2 separate regions of the Homo sapiens genome follow, and region 1 is linked to region 2. Evidence: read pairs that join two places in POLR2A ChIA-PET (ENCODE). Cell type or tissue: K562. All regions are shown on one strand. Links, peaks and the distances in the headings refer to the core of each region. The heading gives the core; the rest is flanking DNA. Region 1 has its middle 12 kb from the start of CFAP70. Region 2 holds the start of DNAJC9 (DnaJ heat shock protein family (Hsp40) member C9).

The links. Peaks named below come from ENCODE experiments on the same cell type or tissue, not always from the same donor. Only the 100,000 strongest peaks of a DNase experiment are listed, where the experiment ranks them.
Region 1: POLR2A ChIA-PET joins it to region 2 with 6 read pairs; 7 of 35 experiments call an interaction of 5 or more read pairs at or near these places.

Annotation. Positions count from the first base shown.
Region 1 is chr10:73,369,726-73,372,637 of GRCh38, reverse strand. No RefSeq gene overlaps it. Among named protein-coding and RNA genes, the nearest start is that of CFAP70, 12 kb to the right of the region's middle. In K562, for the core only: no CTCF peak of the experiment used is centred there; no DNase peak of the experiment used is centred there.
Region 2 is chr10:73,245,005-73,247,884 of GRCh38, reverse strand. DNAJC9 (DnaJ heat shock protein family (Hsp40) member C9) reads left to right here and starts at 630. Exons shown (of 5, transcript NM_015190.5): 1 at 630-875; 2 at 1,057-1,197; 3 at 1,709-1,963. The coding sequence starts at 696. It overlaps DNAJC9-AS1 (DNAJC9 and MRPS16 antisense RNA 1), which reads right to left and starts at 518. Exons shown (of 4, transcript NR_038373.1): 1 at 502-518. RefSeq lists enhancers at 384-723, 1-1,188 and a silencer at 924-1,073. In K562, for the core only: CTCF peaks have their summits at 54 and 819 (motif pointing right); DNase peaks (open chromatin) are centred at 554 and 974; H3K4me3 peaks cover 2,500 bases.

The DNA of each region.
Region 1 (2,912 bases), core at 114-2,613, 120 kb before region 2:
TGAGCCACCGCGCCCAGCCCAGTCTTTGTCTTTTGATTAGAACGTTTAATCCTGGCTGGGCGTGGTAGCTCACACCTGTAATTCCAGCACTTTGGGAGGCTGAGGCCAGCGGATCACTTGAGATCAGGAGTTCAAGACCAGCCTAGCCAACATGGTGAGACCCCGTCTCTACAAAAAATACAAAAATTAGCCGGGTGTGGTGGCATGCGCCTATAATCCCAGCTACTCGGGAGGCTGAGGTAGGAGAATTGCTTGAACCCAGGAGGTGGAGGTTGTAGGGAGCTGAGATCATGCCACTACAATCCAGCCTGGGCTACAGAGCGAGACTCCATCTCAAAAATAAAAATTAAAAAAAAGAAAATGTAATCTATTTACATTTAAAGTAATTACTGATAAGAACTTCTGTTGTATTGCTATTTGTTCTCCATATGGCTTACTGCTTTTTTGTCCCTCATTTCCTGCATTACTGTCTTTTGTGTTTAGTTGTTTTGTAGTGAAACATTTAAATTCATTTCCCTTTGTTTTGTGTATATTCTATAGCTATTTTCTCTGTGGTTACCATGGGGATAACATTTAACATCCTAAAGTTATAACACTAAATTTATGCCAGCTTCAGTGACATATACAAACTCTTCTAACAGCTGTGTCCTCACCCCTTTTGGTTGATGTCACAAAATTACATCTTTTTACATTGTGTGACCCAAAACATAAACTAATTCTTTTAAATACATTAGTTTCTTAAATTACGTAGAATACAAAATTTGGAGTTACAAACCAAAATTACAGTTATGCTAGTGTTTAGTTTTTTTTAATGTGTTCATCTCAAATCATGTAGAAAACCAAAAGTATCGTCACAGACTATTATTACAATAACATTAGCTTTTATAATTGCCCATGTATTTACCCTTTATTGAGATCTTTATTTCTTCATGTGGCTTCAAGTTACTGTCTAGTCTCCTTTCATTTCATCCTGCAGGACTAGGACTTCTTTGAGCATTTCTTGTAGGGCAGGTCTAGTGGTAATGAACTTTCCCAGCTTTTATCTAGGAATGTCTAAATTTCTTCCTCACTTTTTAAGGACAGTTTTGCCAGATATAGGATTCTTGGGTCGACAATTTTTTTTTTAGCACTTTAACTATATCATCCAATTCTTTCTGATGAGAAATCTGCTGATAATCTTATTAAAAATATCTTGTATGTGGCAAATCACTTCTCTCTTGCTGATTTCAGGATTCTCTCTTTGGATTTAGAAAGTTTGATTAAAGGCTGGGCACGGTGGCTCACGTCTGTAATCCCAGCACTTTGGGAGGCTGAGGCAGGCGGATCACGAGGTCAGGAGATCAAGACCATCCTGGCTAACACTGTGAAACCCTGTCTCGACTGAAAATACAAAAAATTAGCTGGGCGTGGTGGTGGGCGCCTGTAGTCCCAGCTACTCGGGAGGCTGAGGCAGGAGAATGGCATGAACCCGGGAGACAGAGCTTGCAGTGAGCCGAGATCGTGCCACTGCACTCCAGCCTGCGTGACAGAGCGAGACTCCATCTTAAAAAAAAAAAAAAAAGAAACTTCGATTGATTAAAATGTGTCTTAATGTGGCTCTCTTTAAGTTCATCTACTTGGAGTTCATTGAGCTGCTTGGGTGTTTATATTCATGTCTCATAGAACTTGGGAAGCTTTTAAGCCATTATTTCTTCAAATATTTTCTCTTCCTATTTCTTGCCCATTAGAATTCCCACAATGTGTATGATGGTCCACTTGATGGTGTTTCACAGGTCCGTTAGGCTCTGTTCACTTTTCCTCAATCTTTTTTCTTTCTGTTTTTCAGACTCAGTTTCCATTGTCCTGTCTCCAATTTGACTTACTCTTTTTTTTGCTTGTTTAAATCTGCCTTTGAATCCTGCTAGTGAATTTTTGCATTTCAGTTATTGTATTTTTCAGCTCCAGAATTTGTTTGGTTTCTTTTTAGGTTTTCTATCTCTTTATTGATATTTCCATTTTCTTTATACATCATTTTCTTGGCTTTTTCCATATCTTCCTTTAGTTTTTTGATCATCTCTTTTATTTTATTTTATTTTTTTGAGACAGGGCCTCACTCCTGTCGCACAGGCTAGAGTGCAGTGGCGCAATCACAGCTTAACTGCAGCCTCGACTTACCTGGCTCAGTTGATCTCCCATGTCAGACTCCAAGTAGCTGGGACTACAGGTGTGTGCCACCACATCCAGCTAATTTTTTGTATTTTTTAGTAGAGATGGAGTTTCACTGTGTTGCCCAGGCTGGTTTCAAACTCCTGGGCTCAAGTGATCTGCCCACCTTGGCTTCCCAAAGTGTTGGGATTACAGGCATGAGCCACCACCACACCTGGCCTTATATCTTTAAGACAGTTTTTTGTTTTTGTGTTTTGAGACAAGGGTCTCGCTCTGTCACCCAGGCTGGAGTGCAGTGGCACAATCCAAGCTCACTGCAGCCTCAAACTCCAGGGCTCAAAGTGAGCCTTCTGCCTCAACATCCCAAGTAGCTAGTTAGGACTATAGACACAGGCCACTGCACCTGGCTGGCTTATTTTTTAATTCTTCTTCTTCTTTTTTTTTTTTTTTTCTCTAAGAGACAGGGTCTCACTGTGTTACCCAGGCTGCTCTTGAACTCCCAGCCTCAAGTGATCCTCTTGCCTTGGCCTCCCAAAGTGCTGGAATTATAGGCATGAACCACCACACCCAGCCTTTAAGACAGGTTTTAAAATTTTTTTGTGTAATAGATCTGTCACCAGGTCTTTTTTTAGAGACAGTTTCTGTTTATTTTTGCTTTTGATTGGGGATAGTTTCCTGTTTCTTTGTATGCCTTGTGATTTTTTTCATTGAAAATTATACATTTGGGTTTGATAATGTGGTAACTCTGGAAATTGGATTCTCCCCTT
Region 2 (2,880 bases), core at 1-2,500:
CAGTTTATGTTATTAAGACGGAGGCTTGGGTCATGTTATCTCTCTCCACCAATGTGTAAGGTGAAAGTCCTATTAGGTAAGAGTTTTTGGAAGACCCGTGTTTTGTGCTTTTTGGGTTTCAGTATAGGGTTTTTTCCTACAGGGCTAGAGGGAAAGTACCCCAGCATTTCCAACCAGTGGGGTGCAAAATTATTTGGGTCTACAGCTTTACCTATTCCTTTCAAGAACATTTTTGAAAAAACACATCTGTTAAGTTGAACCATGTGTAACTGCTGAATGCTGATGTTTGGCCGTTTTCTACTTAAAAAAATAGGCCAGCAGTTTGTAAATTCAAGCTAATATATGAACTTTTTGAAAAAGTTGTTCTTGGACACTAAAAGGTAAGACGGACGCCAGATTTCCAGAGCAAGGGGAGGAGAGACCCGAGCAACATCACTTCCCTGAAGACCTAGCTCCTGCGCGCGGCCGGGGACTGTGACTCCACATGCCGGCGTTACTTACCCGGGCCCGCGCCTGACTCGCCACACCTCATTTTGCGGCCGCCGTAAAGCGCGGATGCGCGGCGTGGCCACGCCCCTTCAGTGCTTGTGACGCAGGCGCCCTGGGCTTTTTGGGCGCGAAAAAGAAGCAGTCCTGGGTTGTACCCGGCGCAGCTGGGAGCGGCTGCTTCCTCCGGGGTCGTATCTCCGCCCGGCATGGGGCTGCTGGACCTTTGCGAGGAAGTGTTCGGCACCGCCGACCTTTACCGGGTGCTGGGCGTGCGACGCGAGGCCTCCGACGGCGAGGTCCGACGAGGCTACCACAAGGTGTCCCTGCAGGTACACCCGGACCGGGTGGGTGAGGGCGACAAGGAGGACGCCACCCGCCGCTTCCAGGTATGCAGGGTCCCGCCCCGAAGCCGACCGGCTGCGCGGGCCTCCCCCTAGCCTTTTGGCTACCGGGCCCCGCCCCGGGGGAGCGCGCTGAGCTCCGCTTGGCGCCTTCTGATCTTTATTTCTCGCGCCGCCGTTTCGGTGGGAGGAGCAGGGGTGATTTACGGATACTCTTTGCCCTCAGATCCTGGGAAAAGTCTATTCCGTTCTCAGTGACAGAGAACAGAGAGCAGTGTACGATGAGCAGGGAACAGTGGACGAGGACTCTCCTGTGCTCACCCAAGACCGAGACTGGGAGGCGTATTGGCGGCTACTCTTTAAAAAGGTAAAGGACTCTGGAGGTTTCTTTGTGACTGTTACCATCATTCAATCAACAAACCTTTATTGACTGCCTCTAAGATCTTGTATTTTGTGTTAATTTTGTAGGAATTAGGAATTTTGAGTTTGGCCTTGAAATACAGATACACGCACGCTTACTGAAACGGGCTTTAAATTTCCTGTTAATGTGATTGTTGCACTGAAAAGGGCCGATTTATTTTTTTTGCCGGATGCGCTTTATTTTACATATCCAAATGTAAGTCCTGATTCCGGATCACCTCTCACTCTTGGAAATTTCACTTAAATTTCCCTTCCCTGGTCCCTAGTTAGCAGTTAATGAAGATTGGATTTAAAAAGGAGGACTCCGGAGAAGCTTAGGCATAGAAAATCTGGTTCAATAATTTCAACTCAAGCAACTGTTGTATTGCAGCAATTCAACACCCAACTCTAGTTTTACTAACGTACGTTTTATTTAAAGTAAAATTCCCAAAGTTAAAGCAAATCTCCTTTATCATCAGATATCTTTAGAGGACATTCAAGCTTTTGAAAAGACATACAAAGGTTCGGAAGAAGAGCTGGCTGATATTAAGCAGGCCTATCTGGACTTCAAGGGTGACATGGATCAGATCATGGAGTCTGTGCTTTGCGTGCAGTACACAGAGGAACCCAGGATAAGGAATATCATTCAGCAAGCTATTGACGCCGGAGAGGTCCCATCCTATAATGCCTTTGTCAAAGAATCGAAACAAAAGATGAATGCAAGGAAAAGGAGGGTAAGATTTTGAATACTGTGGATTTATATTTTGACTGCTTCCAAAAAGGATTTGAGAGTATTTACAGCAGTAGAAGTAAACATAAAACTCCAGAAATAAGGACTAGGGTTAACTTGGTCTATAGTTTCGATCTAATAAAATGGGCATACCAGTTCATCAAGAGAAACTTTTTCTAGCATGTTGTGCTCAAGATGATTTTTATTGCATAGATTGTTTAAATATTACCATAGTAAAGTAGCACTGAAATATTTTTTCATGTAGGCCAATTCTTGTAGCATTCCTGAGGCATTCCTCAGGAGATAAAGTTAGTGGAACCCGGGTACACAGGATGGGCAGTGATCCTTACTCGGTTGAGGGGGTAAGAAGAGAATGGCAGACACCGTCTTGTTAAAAGTGCAGATGTTTGGGCCTTTGCCCCGAATTTGATTCTTGAGTTGGATACAGAATTTTTCTTTTCTTTTTTTTTTTTTTAAAGAAAAACTTTAGCTTAGCGGTCCCCAGCCTTTTTGATACCAGGTACCTGTTTTGTGGAAGACAGTTTTTCCAGTGACAGTGGGGGTGAGGAGAGTTGGGGGGGTGGTTCAGGATGAAACCTTAGATCATCGGGCGTTAGATTCTCTTAAGGAGCACACAACTTTTAGGACCACTGCTGCCTTCCTGAGTGCCCTCAGGAACTTTTCTGCAGCTTTTACATAAGAGACGCTGGCAGAGAGAAAGCTGACCTTTTTGTTTCCGGTGAAAATTTGAAGGGCCTGTTTTGCCTAGATAAGAGGCTGCACCCTTTCTGGTGAGCTTGAGGGGAACGGTGGAGTGTATATCAAGACCATTTTGGTTCATAGGCTACATCTGCTAAGACTCAAGCTGACAATTATCTTAAGTCGTTCATCATTTCCTGAGATGAAACTGAGCACAGCTGC